Regions from separate parts of the Homo sapiens genome. Here regions 2 and 3 are each linked to region 1. A link is a loop called in an ENCODE intact Hi-C map of the cell type or tissue named here. Cell type or tissue: IMR-90. All regions are shown on one strand.

Region 1 (8,000 bases):
AGAGCACGGGGGTCCAATCTTTTGGTTTCTGTATTCTACACTGGAAGAAGAAAAATTGTCTTGGGCCAACATAAAATACACTAACGATAGCTGATGATCTAAAAAACAAAACGGCAAAAAAATCTCATAATGTTTTAAGAAAGTTTACAAATTTGTGTTGAGCCACATTCAAAGCCACCCTGGGCCTCATGTGGCCATGGGCCTTGGGTTGTACAAGCTTGATTGAGCATCATTGGCTTAGGAAAATCTGAGAAAACTTTGTAAGAAGTAGTAAAATATGGATAAATAAACTGAAGCCCATCAAACAAAGGCCTTACATGCTCACCTGAGTGGCTCGAGTTTGGTATAAAAATAATACATACTAGATTCCAAAGTAGAGGAACGATACAGTGATTTAGTGATCTAGTGATTTAGAAGCAAGCAATCTGGCAATCAAGAGCATGATGGATCATGCTGGAAAAAAACTTCAGAGAAGTGGAGAGAATGGATAAAAGCACCTCTAATAATCCCAAAATGAGGTGATGGAGGCCTGAAATGAGACAGTGGTGAGGAGTCCAGCTCCTAGCCAAAAACCTATAATCATCTTTCAAACCCTACCACAGACAATTGCAAAGGATTTACCTGGCAGGCTTCACAGGGAAAAATTGTCCTCCCCACACCAGACTGTGTGCAGCCAGTAAACTGCAGTCTCTGAAGGGAGCTGCAGTCAAGGGCTCAGTCACTCCATCCTCAGCACCATGCGCTTATGCATATCTGCATCTCTAGCCCTCCCTGCATTCAGAGAGAGGAGGTCTCTTCATCGGGTCATTCTGCGGAGGCCTCCTCACTGGGGAGGACACTTGAAGCCTCTTTTTTCTCTCTGACTCAATATTCACTGTTTCCCACACCTAGTCCTCCCCTCTCCAGCTCACCCCCATCCCCACCCCTGGGTCCATAAAATGGCCAGAGCCTTTTGTTCGGGCTCCCGTACGTAGGTGGTGAGATAATTCCCCGCCCCACTCCCCCGTGTGCACTGATACATTGGACCTTCACCCAGTGCCCTTCTGTGGAGAAAAAAGGAACATTAAAATGGTTAAGCTTTTTCCTCTTGCCTATTCTACTACCTTAGAAAGTCATTAAAGGATTGGCTGTTACTTTCACTTTGGCTTGTTGTCTTAATTGACCACTCCACCACGGGCGTCTCAGCTCTCTCCAGCTCAGCTCAGCTCTTGACAGGTGGCAGAGCGAATTTTGAAAAATGTTGAATATAGTAGACACCCTAGCTCTGATCTCCATTCTTGTTTTAAGCAAATCTCCTACACTCTCAGTCCTCAGAACTATAAACTACAATTGTAAAACATTTCTCAGAGAAAAACTTATAATATTTAAATACTAGTTTTAAATTCTTTAAAAAAAGATCATGACAGTGTTTCAATTTCAAATTTACAATATAATATGCTAAAAGTCCATACTTCATGGTCTAGACTAATTTAAATGAAATTTTTGTATCACCAGCATTTGTAATGTAAATCCAAGAGTCGAGAGATCTTTAAATTATTGCATTTCAAAAACATTACTGGAAAATGATAAACTATAGGGACCTAAAGTCTCAAACAACTATGATAGAGATTGAATACCTGACAATCTTTAAAAGTAGGGATGTGAGGAAATGAGGAGAGGATTTATTTGCCTCCATTGTACTCATCTCTAACATTAAATATTCAAGTTCATGGAAAAAGCAATGTGTTTATTTTACGGTGCTCTGATACTGTGATAACTACTGTGACTTCTTATGGGAATATTGCTGCATAACAATTGCCAGAGAAGCTCATCAATCTGTGTTTCTCAAATGTGAGCAGCTCATTAGTACAATCTCCACCCAGGGAACACACAGAGCTCCCTTCTCTGCTTCATCCTGCGATTTCCATCATGTCCCTGGACCATCATTACTATTTGTATTTGTAAAATCCTTCTCTTGCCTCTTCCTTTCTGTTATCATTTGATCACTTTGCCCTAAAAGCTGGATAACTGAGTACTCAGTCACTTCTTCTTTTTTTTTTTTTTTTTGAGATGGAGTCTTGCTCTGTTGCCCAGGCTGGAGTGCAGTGGCATGATCTCCACTCACTGCAACTTCTGCCTCCCAGGTTCAAGCGATTCTCCTGCCTCAGCCTCCCAAGTAGCTGGGATTACAGGCGTCTGCCACAATGCCTGGCTATTTTTTGTATTTTTAGTAGAGAAGGGGTTTTGCCATGTTGGCCAGGCTGGTCTGGAACTCCTGACCTCAGGTGATCCACCTGCCTCAGCCTCCCAAAGTGTTGGGATTACAGGCGTGAGCCACCACCCTCTCAGTCACATCTAAAGGGGACAATGTGTGAATCAATGACAGACATGAGTATTGCTCTCTTCTTTTACTTTGTAAATTCCTATATATGCATTCCTATATATGCATTGATAATAAAACATTTAAGGTTTTACAGAAGTTTTTGAGGAAAAGGCCTAGTACAAAAAGTTTTAAATCTAGTATAGAAACTACCATTAGGTTAGAAAACTAAGAGTTTTCTGCATACAAGATTTTCAGAATGATAGCATATTTCCCTTCTCAAATATTAAACTGTACTGTTTTTCTTAAAATTATTAAATAGTTGTTTAGTATGAAACTATGTTTCTTCTTTTCCTAGCTTTTCTCTAGTATGGTATCTTTTGTCCTGGCAAATAACCACTGTTTAATATACATTCCTTAAAACTAGCTTTTGTATTTAAAAGCTATGTAAATTATATACAAAGTCAAAAATCTTCAATAAATAAAATAAAGAGAAACATGGTAATTTTTATTTCGCCTGGTTGCAAATGGCCTGTAGACAATGAGGATCTATCTAAGGGGCAGGAGCAGGTTAAGGTGGGATCCCTGACAAGCATTCTAGCTCTATGTCCCTCCTTCAGCAAGAGCCACCAGATATGAGCAGAAATTTCTATACTTAAATACAGCACTCAGCCAGGCTGTTTCAATGAACTGATTTAAAATACAAGAATCACAAAACAAATGAAGAGACATCATCAGTTTCCCCACAATGAATTCGAGATTTGTTGAGAAAAACTGGTAATATTCTTCCCTTTTAAGGAAAATATTCCTTGAGGATAAATGATTAATTCCTATTAAAATGAGAAAGTAGATTTAAAACACAAAGATAGTTTGAGAAACATCCAAGGATTCATTGACTTTTGCATTTACTACATTTTCTTTAAAAAGGTACCCTCTCACTTTTAGAAAAAAACTCAATTTACGCAAATTAAGCTTGTTTTACCCAGGTTTTATAAAATCTGCCCTTACCTGACAAGCCCTGTGCTAGGATCAATGGCTAGACATAATGATTGTTTGTGATTGTAGCAGGAATGATTAAAAAGCACATTGTTTCACCCACATCTGCATGAATATATATCACACTACATGACATTTTAAAATTCTAAAGTATGAGTAAAATCATAACCGTACATTGACATCAAGGAGTGATTTGTCTTCTCCTACGCAAGTGCAGATTATTTTACCACAAGTGCAAATTTAAATTCTCTGCATGTCTTCTCTGGCTTCTCATTTATTTTCTAGTTACACATTTTGGAAACTGAGATGGAGATTTTTTAAATAATTAAATAAGAAAATAAAAATTCATCATTGTTTGAATGCAAAATGGCTCAAGTCCCTGATAGGTTAATAGGGAGCATTATTATTGTTACAGTTCAACAAACATGTCACTTTGACATAACTAAAGGTGATTTCCCTTCAGCTGGTCATAGGCAGGTGAGAATAAATGGAGATTATTTAAAGAGAATGACTGACATCTGCTGGAATACAAGAGAAATGAACAGAAAACAATGCAAGCATAAATGCTTACAGTTAACAGTTTCAGAATACATCAATGTTTACAATCTGTAACAGAACAATGTTAGCATAAATCCTCAAAAACAGAGGAATAATGGGGTGTAATGGAAAGGGGCATCTTGTGTAATTCTGTTCTGTTGCACTATGCTGAGTCCAATCAAGATAGCTTCACCCTAGAGCAGTTATACAATCTCTAAAAATAGTGCATTTCTGTTGCCTGTGATTTTTCTACATGTTATCGTTGATTTCTATAGTCTGTGGGTTCCTGTACCTTGACTCTGGCCACGTCTGTGCAATCAACTAAACGGGCTTTACAAATCTACAACCAAGGAATTAATTAGAATTGATCATTTGGAGGGTCAGAACACAATTTAGCCCCAAAATAGACAGATCCATGCCATCAAACATTGCTGATCTATGCCTTAAATTGGGCTTTAACGTAGTTCCCATTTTAAAAATGATTTCTTAATGAGGCAAGGGGAGAACGATTTCTTGAGAGCTTACTAAGTTATTCCATTTAGGATATCCTATAATTTCACGTGGTAGGTATTTTTAACTCCATTTTGTAAATGAGAAGATTTAATGGCAGAGAGGTGCAGAAATGTGCCCAACGTTACACAGATTGTAAGTGACAGAGCTGAAATTCATTACTTAATTCTACCTGATTCCACGGTTGGTGCTTTTCACCATACAATTTAATTCAAGGTACTTTTGTATTTTCCAGTGTCAATACCATTTTACGCTACTTTTTAACTGTATACCTTTCTAGTGAAAACTATTAGGGACTGTCCTGAAGAGTATCATGATCTGGTCCTGCTTTTGGATATTCTCTGCAAGCAAGTACTTGGTAAAGATCTGTAAATCAGTAAGAGAGTATTCAACAGAGTCAATGGAACCCATCTTTCCTTTTTTTCTCTAGAACAGTTTAAAAAGCAGTCACAGTCCTCAGTTTCTTCATTAGTACAATGATGGAGATGGACTAGATAACTCCTAATGTATCTTCCAGGGGTGCATCTGGTTAGGAATACAGCAAAGGAAAACAGGTTCATTCAGTTCATTATTATTCTGCAATAACACACTAACATAATCAGGGCAATTAGCTACATATTGTACTCATCATTCATTAATTGCAAAAGTGTTTTTTTTTTTAATTTTTGTCTTTGTTTATAATGCCTCATGGAAATTGAAGTGAAAATATGTACTCGAAGATAGTCTATTTTTACACACAAACACACCTGCCAAGAGCCTATCTTTCCTGACAGAAACATTTGAAAAAAAATATATTTTCATGTTATTTTTCTCTTACTCTTTCCACAGACTAAAAACGAAATCTACATTTTGCCTGAAAAAGAAAATGACTATGATCAGAATTTAAAACACATGCAAAAATTATTTTAAAAAGTTTCATAATAAAAGATTATTTCTATGAATTACAATACAATATATCTAATATTGCACCAGCTTCTTAAGAAGTTTTCAAATTTCCAGAAGTTGTATTTTTTAAAAAAATTCCAACATGCATAAACATAGTCTGAATATGGTTTCAAATGTTAACATAGACGGTAAAAGTAACACAATACAAATGTCTTCTGTAATTTATCAAATTTCTGCATTAAAATATATAGCAGGTTGAATCTTGAATTCAATACTACCATCTAGTGGAAATCAACCAAAAATGCAGCAGATAATGCTACTTTTGTTTTTTCACAAGTACAACTGCTATTCTTCCCATTGTCTTGCAATAACTAAACCAGTGGTCAAAGGACTGATGAGAACCTCTTTGAAATAAGTATTTTCTTGTAACAAAAACATTATTTGTTTTATTAGGTAACATGCTTATGGAATATACTAAACAATCTGACTGATTATAAAAATATAAATATAAAGTATCTAATCATGGGCTTATTCTTGACAACCAATCTCTCATACAAGACATTTATATATATATATATATATATATATATACACGTGCTTTTACATAAACATGTGTAAGACATTTTATATATATAAGACATTATCTATTATATATGACATTTATGTATATTGATTGTGCTTTTGGATGCAATTTCCTAGTATTTTTTGAGGATTTTTGCATGTATATCCATCAGAGGTATATATATAATTATATATTATATATATTACAATATATTTTATATATATATAATTTTAAGGAAAAGCAGAGAGTTTATTCAGTGATTTAACTTCCTTAAAGCAAGCCCTTTTGAAATTCTTTTTGCTTTGTAAATACATAAACCAGTAAGACAGTTGTTTATTATCATTATAAAGCATCATGTACTTTACATAATTTTATTTATATTTAGGAAATACAGGTGCAAGTATCTTACATGCATATATTGCCCTGTGGTGAAGTCTGGGCTCTTAGTGTACCATCACCCAAACAGTGAACATTGTACCCAATAGGTAATTTTTCAACTCTTACTCCCTGACCCCTCCCCATGTTTGGAGTCCCCAGTGCCTGTTATACTCATCTGTATGTTTATGTGTACCCATTGTTTAGCTCCCACTTATAAGTGAAAACATGCAACTTTTTACTCTCTGTTTCTCAGTTATTTCCCTTAGGATAGTGGCCTCCAGTTCCAACTATCCATACTGCTGCAAAAGACATAGTTTCTTTCTTTTTTTTGGCTAAGTAGTATTCCATGGTGTATATATACCACATTTTCTTCATCCATTCCTCCATTGATTGAGACTTAGGTTGATTTCATGTCTTTAATATTGAGAGTAGTGCTGTGATAAACATATGAGTATAGCTGTTTTTTTAAATACAGTGATTTATTTTCCTTTAGGTAGAAACCTAGAAGAAGGATTGCTGGACTGAATGATAGCTCTTTTTTAGTTCTTTGAGAGCTCTCCATACTGTTTTCCATAGGGTTTGTACTAATTTACATACCGACCAAGAGCATTTAAGTGTTCCCTTTTCTCCTCATCCATGCCAACATCTGCTAGTTTTTGACTTTTTAATAACAGCCATTCTAACTAAGGTAAGATGATATCTCATTGTGGTTTAAATTTGCATTTCTCTGATGATCAGTAATGTTGATAATTTTATAATATGTTTGTTGTCTGCTTGTGTGTCTTTTTTTGAAAAATTTCTAAAAGTTTTCTTAAATTAAAAAAAAAAATTTCTGTTCATGTCCTTTGACACTTTTTAGTGGGGTTGTTTTTCTTGTTAATTTGTTTGAGTTTCTTATAGAATCTGCAACTTAGTCTTTTTCAGATGCAGACTTTGCAAATATTTTCCCCCTTTCTGTAGGATATCTGTTTACTCTGTTGATTGCTCCTTTTGCTGTGCTGAAGCTTTTTAGTTTAATTAAGTCCTCTTTATTTATTTTTGGTTTTTTTTTTGCATTTGCTTTTGAGGACTTGGTCATAAATTATGTATCTAGGCCAATGTCCAGAAGAGTTTTTTCCAAGTTTTCTTCCAGAGTTTTTATGGTTTTGGTTCTTACATTTAAGTCTAATCCATTTTGAGTTAATTGCTGTATTTGGTGAGAGGTATGAGTCCAGTTTCATCCATCTACATATGGCTATCCAATGTTCCCAGCACCATTTATGGAATAGGATGTCATTTCCCCAGTGTATATTTTTGCAGACTTTGTCAAATATCAGTTGGTTTTAAGTATACAGCTTTATTTCTGAACTCTTCTGTTCCATTGATCTGTGTGTTTATTTTCATATCAGTACCATGCTGTTTTGGTTACTATAGCATTATAGCATAGTTTGAAGTCAGGCAATGTGATGCCTAAGCCTTTGTTCTGTTTCCTTAGGATTGCTTTAGTTATTTGAGCTCTTTTTTGATTCCATATAAATGTTATGATTCATTTTTCTAATTCTGTGAAAAATGGTGTTCCTAATTTGATAGGGATTGCACTGAATCTATAGGTTGCTTTGGGCAATATGGTCATTTTACCAATACTGATTCTTCCAACCCATGAGCATGGGATGTGTTTCCCTTTGGTTGTATCATCTATGATTTCTTTCCCCTGTGTTTTGTAGTTCTCTTTACATAAATTATTCACCTCCGTGGTTAAATATATTCCTATGTATTTTTTTGGTATTGTAAATGGGATTGAATTCTTGATTGGGGCCTCAGCTAGATTATTATGGATGTATAGTAATGCTACTA
Region 2 (8,000 bases), 170 kb before region 1:
GAACAACAGATCTTTGGGGATGATAAAATAATTTTTTCCTCTTTTTTGTATTTTTAAATTTTTATATAATGAGAAGGGATTTCATATTTTGAAAATAATCACAATTTTATTTGAAATAGTAACAGAAAGCCTCATCTTTGCTAGCATTTATATTTGTGGGTAGGTCTTACAATGAGGACATCAGAAGCAGAGGAGAAAGTATGGGTATACTAGCTGTGTAAGATCAGAGATTTAAATGGACAAATTGTGCTTTAACCAAGTGGATAGAGTTTTCATTTATTTTGAGGCACTTGGAACAGTTCGGATACATGACACTGAGATGCCTTCCTTAATTTTCTCCAAAAGTCTTGTAGGGCATATTGGCACCTTGCTTAAGAATCTGAGAAGTGTTCACTGTGAAATAGCCTACAGTCAAGTTTTACTAAAGCTAGAAAAGGATGCTTTTGTTCATTAACTTAACAGGGCTCACATAGGGCCTAAAACTTCAATAAAGCCAAGAAATAAATGAGACTGTGAAACAGAACCCCATGAACACTATCTGTTGATTACCTGTATTAAATAAAGTAGGGTTTCTTTTAACTGTACCTGTCTCTAAGAAAAGTTGGAACTGATGATTCTCAGGGTATGTGAGACCTATAGTAATTTCAGAAAACGCTGTCCATCTGGACTCTTGCTGTAACTGTTCTTGCTACTTTAATTTAAAAATCTTATGTTGATCTATTTACTTATTATAACTAGCAGTTACATTTCAGTTTTAATTTTTAACATTTTAATTACACCACTGTCACCGTATTGCCTCCCACATTTTCTCTGTTCTTCATGGGCAAGCTAACATGGCCAGCTGCTGTTAACAGGCCATGGATTTCCTTGCACAGTACCATCGAAATATTAAAGAGGCAAATACTTATCAAAACATAAGCTAACTTGGTGAAAGAGTAGAATCCACAATCTTAAAACCCTAACTTAGAAGGTTATTAGAGTTACAAGTTCATTTCCTTATGTGTTTTCTAATCATCCACTATGGCCATACTAGATATGGTGACTAAGTTCGAAGAATTAGTCATGGTCCCTGCTTTTAAGGAGCTTAAAACGTTGTTGCAGGCATGAACAAGTAAACCACTGTTATGAGGTTAAATATAAATATTGTGTATGTATATGAATGTATACATGCACGAGGACAGTAAGATAAAATTTGTCAATCAAGTAGAAAAGAAAAAAATTTTCATTCATATTTGCAGCATGAACAGCTTAGAGAATTTCAGGCTGAGAGTTTTTTTTTCCTTTTCTTTTTTTGCCAAAAAGTCATGTGTTTATGAAAGTGCACTCAGGGACAGTGAAAAGTCCAGCATGCCTGCAGCCTAAGTGTGTGAGGAAGAAAGCAGGTTGTAAGCATATTATTAAAAGCCCTGGCTACCATGCTAGGGACTGAACATTATTTTGTAGACTAACAGGAGCCAGTAGGGTATTAAAGCAGCAGAGTGTGGCATGAATAGGTCTGGGCTATCATAAGGTAAAGTTTGTGACAGTAGAAATGATGGATTTAAAGGGTGAGAAACTATAAACAAAGAAACTAGTCGGATGCAATAATTCACATGAGGAAAGGAAATAAGGTAATGGCAGCAGATATAAAAGAAGGGCACATAATTTAAAGACAATCCAGAGTTACAACAAACACTGTAATAACAGGTAAATATCAGATTTCTCTGCGTCCACCAGTGTATTAAGGACTCCATGCACATTTATCTCATTAAATCTTCCTTAACAGCCCTGTGAGGTGCGTTCTGCTTACTATGTCTGTTTTACAGATAAGGGAAGGGATGGGAATTCGGTAGCTTGCTGAAGATCACATAGCTGGTAATTGCAGAGCTGGGCCTGAACCTAGATCTAACTAATTCCAGAGCATGACAAATCTCTAAGATAAACAGCCTTCAACATGACTATGTGACCAGGCAATTTCTGACCTCAGTGACTTAAGAATGAGGATCTGATTGACTGAGGAAATGAATATATAAAGGAAAGCAAGTTCTGATAAAAAAAAATTAGTGTTGGACATATTTACTTTGAATATTGAAAATACATGTATGTTCCGTAGAAAGTTGAGAGTTTCATTTACAGCCGAGTTACTTTCATGGGGATTGTTGTAGAAACCACAGCCAAAAGTACATTGCCAAGGTAAAAAGTCTACAACTAGATGCCAGCGGAGCTGGGGGCAGACACCTAAGGAATTACTTTGTTCAAGGAGTGCACAAAGGATGATGTCTTAGAAGAGGAGAAAGGAGAGGAGCTTTCAGAGGTCCAGCTAACGACCCTGGAGAATGCAGGGTTAAGGAAGCCAAGGAAGATGAGAGTTTTGAAAAAGAGACATTGAAAACGATTTCCAAAAGCATAGTTTCAGATATCAAAGAGCAATCACGTTGGAGGAGAACTGGGAAATGTTTGCTGGATTTGGCCCTCAGGAGATCGCTGTTGACATTGAAGCAAGATGGTTTAGGGAACGAAAGGGGTCTGAAGTCAGATCACTGTGAGGTGCACTGCAGAGGGCAGGTGTGGAGGAAGAGCAGATTCCTCTAACAAAATTCACTCTGTCCTGGTGAACGTGTCTATCTCTTCCCCAAATTCCACAGTGGAAATATTATAGTGTTACATAGCAATAGCTACACTTGCACAAGAATACTCAACCTTCTCCTAGGGTAAAAAAATGCTTTGCTCCTTTAAATCTCCGTTACAAGCCTAAAAGAGCCTCTCAGTCACGTAGTTAAAAGACAAAACTTTCTCCTCACTCCTGATGTTTTCTTCCTATGGAGGGTATTCAATTAGTGTAACGTACTCCGCACTTCTTCCTGCACTTTCCCTAAATCAAACACAACCACATTGGAGTATCTTTTCTAGTTGGTAAGTTTGGGAAGATAAATGGGGCGTGTTCAGCTCAGCTGCTTTCCATTCATCTCCTTGGTGCTCAGCCTTTGGCAGAAAGAGCACAGTCACTACTGCTTTCTGCAGGCAGGTCCGCCATCATTAGGGGGACCTGCAAATTTGAGGGATTACCTTAAAGGAAACAACATTTGGTGTATTTTGATGGGAATACTGCCAAATAAGATGCAATGAGCAAAGCTGAGGAGAAAAAGAAAATAACACATGGAGAGACTTTTAATTGGGGCAAAGACATGTGGTTTGGAGTCTTCATCGGGTTTTGGAGCAGAATATTTTGAAGTTTGTTATGGCATATACTGAACCAGCTTTTAAATATCATGGCAAGGGCCAGCACCTTTAAGACGCAGGGCACACAATATTCTGATCTGGATCTATGAATATAGATTACGGTGTATTTCTCTATGACAAAATATTTCTCTATGACTTACGGAGCTAAGTCTAGAAGGTCCTTGACAAAGATGCTCAAGGCAGTGAAAGCCTTTCACAGGCACAGGCAGCCTGGAGCTTGTTGCTTCCTGACCCTGAAATACAGTTGCATATGTTATGTGGACAGCAAAAACCACAACAGATGTCAGTGGCTGCAGAGGTCTTAGAGCTCAAGGGCAGCTGAGGCAAGAATTAAACTATAAAGAGAACAAGTTTTTCTGTACAATTGTAGAACTTGATATCGTTGTTTTTAAACTACAAGGCTTTAAACTACAAGGCAGCTGGGTTTCGTGTGTGCTCTGTGCTACTTCTGACATTCTGTCTTTAAATGGTTAGTGTCAGGCTTGGGTAGGCAGCAATAGATCAGCAATTAACAGCCCCTGATTACTCTCTCTATTTGGGGCCAAGAAAATGATGGTGAATTTATGAGGCTCATTCAGAGACTCAAGTGGAAACTGCTCAAAAGAAATACTAGATGTGTTTCAAGGTGATACAGTTATTGTAGGGGGACTTTCATTGGTTTCCTTTATTATGAAGGAAACTGACTGAGAAACTGTAGAATTCACAAGCAGTGAAGAGACAGTGCCCTGAGGAGCACACGGAAGGGACCTTGGGCCACATCACAGCCCAAGGAACACTGGCTTCAGAACCACCTATGCTAGTTTCATCTCAGGAATATGTTGCAAAAGTTTTTCCGGTTGAAACAGATATGGAGACAAGATAGAAACCATCACTAAAAAGCAAATTTCTTAGGTCTAAGCAGTTCTCTAATAAGAGGCAGTGGAATTAGCTATGATGGCACGGGAATAAAAATGCCTTTCTACAAGATACGAGGTAGCTATGTGACCCAACAGAGCTCGTTGCCTATACAGAGCAGAAGTACCCAGAACACAGAGGTCCCAGAGGAGATGGACACTAAAAGCTGTGCGTGGGCAGATTTTTCTCTAAGAGATGGTAGTGAACTGTACTAAACTTTTTGCTGAAGATTTCCCTCTATTAAATTTAAATGATCAAATCATAGATTCTGCTTAATTTGTACCAACCAACCAGTGGCATCCTGGTGAGGGTAAAAATTACGATTTTTTTTGCCATCACCTCTTTTGGAAGCCAGTCCCTAAGATGGTCCCCAGGGTTCCTTGCCTCTAGGTATTTAAGCCCTTGTGTAATGCTTTCCATTGAAGGTATCATGGGACTTAGTGACGCATTCCTAAGAAATAGAGGAAGGCAGAAGAAATGGTGTATGACTCAGAAACTAGGACATAAATGACAGCGTGACATCACTGTTTTGCTTTCCTTCTCTCTCAAATCACTGCTATGAGGGAAGCCAGCTGCCATGCCATGAGGAGTCAAGAGTCTCATGTGTTAAGGAACTGAGGTCTCTCTCCAATGGTGAAAAACTGTAGGCTGCCTACATGGGTAAGGGTGGGAATGAACCTTACCGGTGTCAGATGACTACAGCCCTTGAGGACAACTGGACTGCGATCCCAGGAGGGACCCTGAACGAGAACCAACCAGAAAAAAAATGTGCTCCCCAATTCCTAAAATACAGAAAATGCAAGAGAATATATGCTTGTTTTATTAAGCTAAGAAATTTTGGGGTGCTGCGTCACACAGCAGTAGAGAATTAATATGCCTTCTTTTACTTAGAAATATAACTGAGCTTTTACTACAGTTTCAGTCAATATTAAATAACAGCTTCAGGAATTTTCACCTGGGAAATTGTCCTAAACCCTTTTTTGTAAAGTTGGTATATGTGGGGAGAGTGTCGTTATAATCTCCTGTGTCCCGTTAATTCTTTGGATTCTAAAAAGAGACTTATCAGATACCTGTGTTAAAATAATAAAATGTATGAGGTCCTAAAGAAATATCAGCCATTCTTATGCATCTAAATAATTGAGAAAACCTCTAGTATAGACTAAGCAGAATTTTCTAAAAATGAGAATTTCTTTAATTTCTAACTTTTAACTCATATTTTCTAAAAATGAATTTTAAACATTAATTTCCTTTAAATGTTAATAGGCATAGCCTTTACTTTCTCCCTCTGAATCTGACAGCAGAAGAGGGCTTCTATGAAAGTTTTCTGGCATTTTAGTATTATAGAATTTATGTATTTTATTCTATTCATTAATGTCATTAAATCTTATTACAGGATCAATGACATGTTACACAGGAAAACATGCTTGGACATAATTTGGGATGGGAAAGGGAATAGGTAGTAAATTTGGAAGCTTAAGTAAAGTAGCCCTGGAGTAAATTTAATTAATGGAGTAGAAGACTCATTTCAGAGTCTTCGTGGGGCAACATGTGTCTTTCCCATGAGAGGTTCCAAGAGTCTCCTAAAGGGCTAGTTTTTCATCCTTGCAGGGAGGCAAGCAATCCCCCTGTGCGTGTGGTAGGCAGTCTGTCCTGGACTGCTGATCTCCCACACAGGGAGATCTAACCAGAGGCTTGGAAGCTACACCCAGCGAGGTACAAGAGAATGTGAGAAAGAGATCTGAAATTTTCTTCTTCTGAAGGCAGTTCTATTGCTGTAAAACCCACCCTTTCTTCACCCCTTTACTCTGCTCTCTGGGAGTGAGGTGATTTATCTGATGGACACGTTTCAAAAAAAAGAGCCGGGTACCATTTTCTTTGTGAGAGCTCTTGGCTCTGGGGTATAGACTTTCCCTGTTGTTCTTGGGAGCAGGCTGCTCCCAACACTGGTGGCTGTCAGTGCCTTGACCAGGTAAGTTAAGTCTGACTAATTCTGTGGTTTATTTACCAAACCTCTTTGGCCCTCACAACTTGGCCTTTATCAGTTAAAACAACAATATTTTCTGTTTTCCATATACCTTACCCTTCATCTTATTTCTCAACTTGTTTAGGACCTGCACAAGAACAGGTGTGTTACATCCCAGGGGAACCAATACTTCTATCAAAAATCAAGTAACAGCAAGGATTTAGTCTGAAGTATCCAAAGGAAATCATACAAAATTTTTCCTTTTAATTGTACACTTTTGTCATGAATAATTCGATATGTGATTCAGTGTTGATAAGATGCCGCCTTGGGATATATATTTTCTTGGTTAATGGAACAACAAATAACATGAGAAAAGGTATAATTAATAAGCAAATGCATCCTGGGCTCAAAAAATTGAGTCTTTGTAGCCAAGCAGATATGGATTCTAATCCCAAGTCTAGCAAATCACTTAACTTCATTGGGGGCTGTTTCTTCATTCGTTTCTTCACCTTCATTTGTATAATTAGGAGTAGCAGCAACGATGGAGGGCTAATGTATGGATCAAGTGGGATAACGCAGGCAAGGTGAAGCACAGCATCTGATATCAGTGGGAACCCAGTGTACAGAAACTGTTAATATTGGGTCCTAAAGTCTATTTTGTTTTACTGTGTAATAGTTGATTAGGTGTAGAATTTCACACTATGTTTTACCCAGAAGATAGCTACATCATAAAGAAATTTCCTTAAGATATTTTTATTCCCATGAACAATTTTTCTGTCAAGCTTGCAATTAGTGAGTATATTACTTTAGGCAAGTGTCGGGTCATCTTCTTGCCTACTTTAAATTCAGAATGTGCCATTTTAAGGTAATTCAAACGTCTTGTCAGCTTTCACTAATTAATTTGTATGAATTTTGGATCTAGGGGCAAGGTGAAGTCAAGGAATAAAGGTCCCTGTGGACACTGTTGTTTAAAAAAAAGAAAAACCTCAACATTCTTATTAGATTTGCTTGTAGAATGTCCATGGTACAATTTAATAAATTCTGGTTTTATCGCCTTAGAAAAAAGTTTCTTATATCAGTCCTTAAGGAATTATTTTGGACTCTCTTTCTTGGTTAAATTATCCCGTTAACTGAAGTGTCCACTGTTGAGGGACTCAGTTTTGCAAATAGAACTTCAATAACTTTAAGTGTCTGCAATGGATCTTTCTCCGAGCATTTAGCTGTCCTCCTGCCAAGCTGTAAAAGATCCTTACCCCATATCATATGCTCCAGGGGATTATTTTAAGCTCAACTTTCCAAACTGGCTCACAGATACTCTGTAAGAAACTTTACTTGGGCTTCTGTGTGTGCCCTGTCTAATTTTATAGACTTACCTTTTCAGACATTTCCTAGCTTCCAGCCTATGCTCCTTTTTCCCTCAGATCTCTGTTTCTCTTTGTTCTGGGCCCCAAATCCTCAGGCAACACCAATCACTTCCAAGACTAGTTACAGTTCCCTGGGACCACACTCAATGTGGATGGAGAACTGCTTGTAGAAACCATAAAAGCAGTTACTAATGAAAAAAAGATTGTGTTTCTATCAACATAATTTCAGTATAGTACACTTAAAAATGACAATAGTATTCAAACATAGATTCTATTTTAATGGAGTAGCTTGTATTTGTATATTTTTTAATTTCAAAAAATTATTGTTATGTGGTATATAACAATAATTACGTCTATAACTTTAGGAGATGAACATTCTCTTTTCAAGAAGGAAAATCAAAAAAAGGTTAAACCTTAAACAGAATGTTTAAAAGGAAGCATACCTGAGTGCTATAATTTTAAGGCATTTCTTACATTCAGTTCACTATAACACAGACAAATTCAATACTTCCCTAGCAAAATTAACGAAATGTGTTTGGACACTGAGAACAACTCATTGC
Region 3 (8,000 bases), 350 kb before region 1:
GTTAAAATGTAGGTTCTTGATCCACCCAAGAAACCATGGAGAGGTGGGGGACAGTTACCTGCATTTCTGACAGTTAGTTCATTGACTCTTATTCGACTAAACTTTGAGAACCAGTGTCCAAAGTATTTACTTACATATTTATATTTAAAAGCTGGGATAATCATGACAATATAAAATAAACAATTGATGTTGTATTTTACTTGGCAGATAGATAAAGCTATACAAGTTTCCTTTTTCCTAATTCTAAAGCATAATTAGAAAAAAATTGTATTTATTTCTTAGATATGGTAACTACTAAAATATAATTTGGAATGTTCTACTTAAATGAGTATACTTATGTATGCAGTTAGCCGTCAATAAGATTTAGTGTTCTCTGAACTATTTCATTTCTATGAAGGTGGTATTAATCTTGATGATAAAATTTTCTTTTAAATATTGAGAGATTCTGCCAAAATATAAATCTTACTGTGACAATGTTGTTGAAATTCCTTTCTTCATATGATTATTTGTTCTAAAATAGCTCCCATGAAAGTAAAATTCCTACTCTCAAGCATCCTGCTTAAGCATATTGTATTGTTGCTGGTAACTAAAAATAAAGCAAAGCATTAGGGTGGATTTCAGTGTAATTTTATCTGTTTAGTAGAGTGATACAAATGAATAAATTTTCAAACATACAAATTGACCAATTATTTGAAAGAGCTATGAATAAAATAAATAAGCTACCTTAAAATTATTTTAAAATTATATCACAAAATTTTTTTCCTAACAACAAAATATGTATTTTTAATTGTTTTGGTTCATACAAATTAAAATACAAATATAATTTTACCAAGGAAAGTGAAGTAATTTAGGAGTAATTAATAATATTTGTGTTAGGGAACGGAGCATAGATACTATTAAACCTAACCGTTTTATAGTGCATTTGTTTCTAAATCCCTTAAGCTGGTAAGTCATTGATCTTGCATTTTTCTTTGACAGGCTTATGCAAGCAAAGATCTGGAGGAGCAGTTACGGTCTGTGTCCAGTGTAGATGAACTCATGACTGTACTCTACCCAGAATATTGGAAAATGTACAAGTGTCAGCTAAGGAAAGGAGGCTGGCAACATAACAGAGAACAGGCCAACCTCAACTCAAGGACAGAAGAGACTATAAAATTTGCTGCAGCACATTATAATACAGAGATCTTGAAAAGTAAGTATGGGAAATAAAATGTATAGTAAGCCTTATATATCAAACCAGTAGAAGTTGCCAGCCTGGTTCTTTAATTTCAGTGTTTGTATCACCGAATACACCTTTAGGGCGGAAAGCAAATAGAAAATAAAGAATTACTTCAAAATACAACATTTTATGATTTCACTTTGAGTATTAAGATGACTTCATAAAATACAGGATAGATAGGTCCATGCATAAACAACACACATTTATTTTTTCAGGTGATAGCCATTGGAAAATTTTTAAAACAGATGGCTATATTTTACATACTATATCTGTTTAATAACTTAAACATTCTTTATCTTATCAAATAATTATACCTTAATTTCCTATCTGATTTGGATTGAGAAATGCTTCATTTGAAATCACCTTTTCAGATGTCACTTGTTGCTTTGCTGCTTCACAGATAACTGGCTCAGAGCGGGACTTAAGCTGATGAGGTATCTAGCATAAAGCTTCACAAAAAATGATCATGTTGCATAAAATGTCATAGCATCAATTGGTGGGGTATGACTGGGCACAGAGGTTCATGTCTGTAATCCGAGACCATTGGGAGGCCAAAGTGGGAGGATTGCTTGAAGCCAGAGTCAGAGACCAGCCTGAACAACACAGCAAGACCTCATCTCTATTAAAAAAAATTAAAAAGTGGTGGAGTAATTTAAAAACATATTTGCCTTCAGTTGGTAGCTCTTAATCGCTATAAAAGTTTGATATTGGAAAGTATTTTGAGAACAGAGGCAAACAAAATGGCTTCATGGTTGTATAACCAATAGTTTATGTCCTTTTCCAAAAATTCTATTTTAGGGGAAATATGGGATAAGTAAACTAGTATACTTAGGAAGTACATTATTTGTAATGCAGAATTTAAAAAGTCAACAGTATTATAGGTAAGCTACTAACTCATCAGAAACAAAATTCCAGAGGAGAGTTAAAAGGGATAGGAAATATTGACTTTGCTGAAGAAAGTTCAGAATGAGTCCCAGTTGGTGAAAAATAGCCTTGTATTTTATGTAGCTGCAGCCACGACATTACTCAAGGTTGCCAAATAGTCCGCCTGAAAAGGACGTTTGACTTGAATCTAAAACCATAGCTGTCTTCTCATATGCAACTCAGTTTTAAAGAAAAATAAAATTATATTTATATTTGCATTGAGAGCACAAAAATGGCCCATACTATAGAGAATGAACATGACTCTCTCTGCACATCTTATAAACATTCATATATTAAATTACCATTTTCCTAAGAAAGAAAAACCAAACATTAGTGTTGTGGGATATTGGTGTACTTTTAATAAAGCATAATGCTAATTTTTCTTATTGCCTAGCTATAGAAATGAGTTTAAGAAATATCCTTAGCTTGTCTTTTCAATGTTATATCATTCTCATTCACAAGTCAATTTAGGATCCCATCAGCTGTCTCTTTAGTTATATATTGAACTTAAATGTTAAAATCTGAAATGAATGTGAGTGATTTGCAGCTGCTGTGGGCTTTTTTTATCTTGGTGGTTTCCGTAAAACTTACTGATTTCCCTATGACTTGACAGGTATTGATAATGAGTGGAGAAAGACTCAATGCATGCCACGGGAGGTGTGTATAGATGTGGGGAAGGAGTTTGGAGTCGCGACAAACACCTTCTTTAAACCTCCATGTGTGTCCGTCTACAGATGTGGGGGTTGCTGCAATAGTGAGGGGCTGCAGTGCATGAACACCAGCACGAGCTACCTCAGCAAGACGGTGGGTATTGCCCATTCCTGCTACCTGCGAGAGCCCCCTTAATCAGAAGCTTTAACTTTGGGGATGATGTGTTTAAACTTCTGGTTGCTTTAAACTAACTTGGTTCAACTCAGGGTCTCATATTTTCTTTAGGGGAATGAAGTCAGTTTTTCAGTGTTTTGTGTGTTTGACAACACAGTGTCACAAAGAAAGTAATTGATGCTTTATTACTTTGCAAACTCTTCATATAGTGGAGTCAAAGCCTCATGCAGAAAACAATAAATATACGTATGTATGTGTGTACATGTACGTGTGTATGTGTGTGTGTTGATCTTCAAGAATAAACATGTTCATTTGGCAATAAAATACTTTTAAATGGGTGAGTTTTCAGATGGTGGAGATAACAGTGCAAACAGTATTCAAAGTGTAAAATTAAATGCGTGTGTTCTGTGAAACAGTGGTATAGTATTGAAATAAGCCATCTCACTGAAGAAATTTATTGTCTTCCTGTCGAAAGCAAAGGAAATAACTCTGACACTAAATCTCAGATGTTTTGAATAAACTGGGAAGTTTATCTCATTAAATGGTAAGCTTCTGATAACCAGGAAATGTCTCTTAAGGTTGGCTTTGGATCAGGGATTTTCAGACCAGACACATAAACCCGCTTTGTGGGCCTTACGTGGTAGAGGAGGCTGGCTGTGGAACACGCGTATGTGCTGGCGATAACCATGAAAGTGTTGTTTGAAATTGTGTGCACCTCTGGCCTCTGAACAGAAATGTTTGGAGAAATCCAGTCCCGTGGGCTGGACTGAAGCAAACTTCTCCCGAAAGACAAAACTGTGGTTGTCCTAATGACCTTTCTAAGCTATTTTTGGAGTTAGACTCACACACGTAAATCTGGCTAAATTCAGAACTGTTCTTTGACCTGGAGAATGAAAAATGAAATTGAAAGATGTGGTGTTAGATTTGATTTGTATGATGTGGTATGACAGAAAATTCACATTTTAATTTTATGCAAACTTTAGCTGATCTACATGGTTTTCAGTAATAAAACCTACTCTTATTTCAATATAGTATTAATAGAAATCAGAGTTAAGATTACTATCTCAATTCCATGAACTACATTTTTTCAGCTAGCTGAATATTTCCAAAATTTTTACTGTTACGATCATTTGGCCTCTGAGTTTGGAGACATTGTCTTATTATACAACCCAAATTAATTGCTTTCTTTTCAAAAATTGAGTTTCTTTATATTGCTCACCCACTTGATAAAGAAACAAGCCATTTTAGATTAAGACTTGCAAGAAGAAACAAAAAATAAATTATAAAGCTAAATTTTCTATTCAGCTTGCCTCTGCCTCAACTCTAAAGGTTAAAAAAAATTAAAAGGTGATGCTTTGGGGCCTGCTATCATTTCTTTTAGTATCATAGTTAGTTAAGCTTAGCCAGATGCAATTCATTCTGATTATTTCCTAAAAGCACAGCAAAATAATGTAGGGGTCGTTCCAACATGTGTTCTCAAGGAATACAATGTGACTCTAAACATAGTCCTGCATTTAGAAACTTTACCAGAAAAATGTACAGTTGTAGGAACATGACAATATTTCAGTGGTTGCCAAAATTATAATATTTTTGATAGACTAACATATAATTATACTATTGGACATAGCAAAAGTTATCCTTAGTTCATTTATCCTCCCTGAGTCTTTATCAAACAACAATAAACAATAAGACGTTATAGTTTTGTACTTACTATTCTAAATAAATTAATACTACTTTAACAGGTTTTATTGGTATTATGTATTTTATCATAACCCTGAAATCAAACAGGATTCTTTAAGATCCTCTAAATTTTAGAACTGCATACTTTAAAATAAATTAAATAGAAATACTTAGGCCAAGCAGATATTCTTTGAAAGGTAATATTCATTTTTAAAACATATTAATAATTAAAATGTTGTTTTTATCTTCAAGCCAAACCTCTTAATGGGAATTTTGGTATACTGAGTCTCTTGAGAAATATGTCATTTCCTTTTAAAGTTAGAGAAAATAAATATGGATGATTTAGGAATTGAAATATACAATTTTTGGAATGCCGTTAATGATTTATATTTTAAAATAATTCAGTTAAGCAATATGATGTATTCTAGATTATATTCCTAATATGGTATTTGATTTAAATCAAATAGTAAACCAAGGTACTTTGGATACTGTTTCCAACTAATAAGATAACCTTCTCTCTGCTCTTCCTCCTTCCATTTCCTTTCTTCATAATCTTTTCTATAAATTACTTTCAAGCATATTTTTTAAAAACATAGATCCAAATCTATGGCTAGGCATGGTGGCTCACGCCTGTGGTCTCAGCTGCTGAGGAGGCAGAGGCAGGAGGATCGCTGGAGCCCAGGAGTTCAGGGCTGCAGTGTGCTAGGATTGCACCACTGCACTCCCAGCCTAGGTGACAGAGCATGACCCTGTTTCAAAAACAAAAAAACCCCACAGAGCTGATGTCAGTCTCCAGCATAAAGGCCTTTCAGTGATTTCCCATTGCTTGTAAAATAAGACAAAAATCTTTTTTGAAGGTTATATTTATTGACATATCATAGCTGTACATATTTTGGGGTCATGTGTTATATGTTGATACCTGTACAAAATGTGTAATGATCAAATCAGGGTAATTGGGATATCCATCATCTCAAACATTTATCTTTTCTTTCTATTGGGAACAATACAGTACTTCTCTTGCAGCTTTTTAAAAAATATACAATATATCGTTATTCACTCCAATTTCCCTGATGTACTATTGAACACTAAAACTTACTCCTTCTATTTAACTGTGCTTTTGTACCCCTCAACCATCCTCTCTCCATCCTCCCTACCCTTGCCCCTCCCAGCCTCTGATAATCAGTATTCTTCTCTCTACTTCCATGAGATCCACTCGTTTAGCTCCCACATAAATGAGAACATGCAGGATTTTCAAGACCACATCTTTATCACAACCTGCAATCTCTGCCCCATAGCCCCTGTTCAGCATCATCTAATGTAATGATTCTTGATCTTGTGCTTCCAGTGCTCTAGACTTTCTCCAATTCCTGGGCATCATCGTGTTTCCTCTGCTCCTGGGCCCTTGCACACACACCTTTAGGTTAACCTGGCCTTCCTGTCTCCTCTTTCCTGAGGTGCTAGCTCTTCAGATCTTAATTTGGGTGTCAAGTGGCTTTGGCAAGGCCTCAGGCAAGACTTTCTGACCTATTTGGATTAGACCCAATATTTGTAGTAAATGCTTTATAGTTTCCCATATTTTTAAAATAGTATTTATTACAGCCTATAATCACATAGTTTATAGTTATGTAGTCATTGTTACTTGATTAATGTCTCCCTCCTCCACAAAGGCAAAAACAGATCCGTTCACTACTTATCCCAGTGCCTACCACAGAATCAGTGCACAAATCTCTTTTAGTATCACATAAAAACTGTGGACCCTTTCATGAGAACAAATGAAAATATAGACACATCCACAGCATTTCCCCCCACAGTTTTAGGGAGTTTGTTCCCTGACCCCTAGCCTTTTCCCTTTAAACCAGGCTTTAAAACTGCTGCCTTGAAGATTATTAATAATAAAATAGCTGATTAACACACTTGTGGAATTTTCAAATAATTGGTCTTTTTGCTAAACAAACGTTTATGCTATCAATTTAGCTTGATCTTTTAAAAAATATCTGTTTCTGGAGAGGAACAGAAAAGGTAACTATTGGGTACTGGGCTTAATTCCTGGGTGATGAAATAATCTGTGCAACAACCCCCATGACATGAGTTTACCTATGTCACAAACCTGCACATGCACCCCCAAACCTAAAATAAAAGTTTACCTATTTAACAAACCTGCACATGGACCCCCAAACCTAAAATAAAAGTTTACCTATGTAACAAACCTGCACATGGACCCCCAAACCTAAAATAAAACCCCAAACCTAAAATAAAAGTTTATGTCACAAACCTGCACATGCACCCCCAAACCTAAAATAAAACCCCAAACCTAAAATAAAAGTTTACCTATGTCACAAACCTGCACATGCACCCCCAAACCTAAAATAAAAGTTTACCTGTGTCGCAAATCTGCATATGCACCGCGAAACCTAAAATAAAAGTTTACCTATGTCACAAATCTGCACATGGACCCCCAAACCTAAAATAAAAGTTTACCTATGTCACAAACCTGCACATGGACCCCCAAACCTAAAATAAAACCCCAAACTTAAAATAAAAGTTTACCTATGTCACAAACCTGCACATGGACCCACAAACCTGCACATGGACCCCCAAACCTAAAATAAAACCCCAAACCTAAAATAAAAGTTTACCTATGTCACAAACCTGCACATGCACCCCCAAACCTAAAATAAAAGTTTACGTATGTAACAAACCTGCACATGGACCCCCAAACCTAAATATAAACTTTATATATGTATGTATATATATACATATGTATATACAGATATACATATATGTATCTGTAAAAGAAACATATCTATCTATATCTATATCTAGATATCCAGATGACTAGATGAGATATAGATATCTGTTTCTCTTACAGATAAGGAAGAAAATTCTTCTTTATTCTCTCATTCATTAGTTAATATGAGCAAAAGCCAACATTATATCTTTCTTACTATTGGTCAACCAAATAAATGCATACTTTACATATGGGCCAAATAGATACCTAAGCATACCTTAGGTAAAATCTAAACTTGGAAAACAGAAAATCAGTACATTGTTAGTAAGCAAAGTAAATAAATTTAGTCTTCTATTAACCATTTGAGTTTTTTCTGTGACCATTGCATATTCATTTTCTGCATTGGTCTAATTAGGTGTCACATTCACCCAGTGGGTATTGGAGTGAAAGTATTTATTCAAGGGTAGGTGTGTATGCTCAGTAGCATAAAAATTGCTCTATCAAGAGGGAGGTGTTGGAGAGGTTTAGGCTTTAGAAATTGCAAGGCTTCGCTGGGCACTGTGGCTTACACCTGTAATCCCAGCACTTTGGGATGCCAAGACAGGCAGATCTCTTGAGCTTAGG

The links. Peaks named below come from ENCODE experiments on the same cell type or tissue, not always from the same donor. Only the 100,000 strongest peaks of a DNase experiment are listed, where the experiment ranks them.
Region 2: a loop joins it to region 1, with 2.4 times the contacts of the local background. A loop is called at or near these places in 10 of 110 quality-filtered maps.
Region 3: it touches region 1 in a loop (3-fold over the local background); 2 of 110 quality-filtered maps call a loop at or near these places.

The regions. Positions count from the first base shown.
Region 1 is chr4:176,373,720-176,381,719 of GRCh38, reverse strand. It overlaps a transcript of LOC124900817 not described here. Among named protein-coding and RNA genes, the nearest start is that of SPCS3-AS1, 57 kb to the right of the region's middle. RefSeq lists an enhancer at 3,678-3,817. In IMR-90, CTCF peaks have their summits at 3,814 (motif pointing left) and 5,514 (motif pointing left); no DNase peak of the experiment used is centred here.
Region 2 is chr4:176,542,697-176,550,696 of GRCh38, reverse strand. No RefSeq gene overlaps it. Among named protein-coding and RNA genes, the nearest start is that of HAFML, 110 kb to the left of the region's middle. In IMR-90, no CTCF peak of the experiment used is centred here; DNase peaks (open chromatin) are centred at 1,066, 1,906, 3,486 and 4,616.
Region 3 is chr4:176,722,725-176,730,724 of GRCh38, reverse strand. VEGFC (vascular endothelial growth factor C) reads left to right here. Exons shown (of 7, transcript NM_005429.5): 2 at 979-1,192; 3 at 2,757-2,947. Among named protein-coding and RNA genes, the nearest start is that of VEGFC, 66 kb to the left of the region's middle. In IMR-90, no CTCF peak of the experiment used is centred here; a DNase peak (open chromatin) is centred at 3,654; H3K27ac peaks cover 525 bases.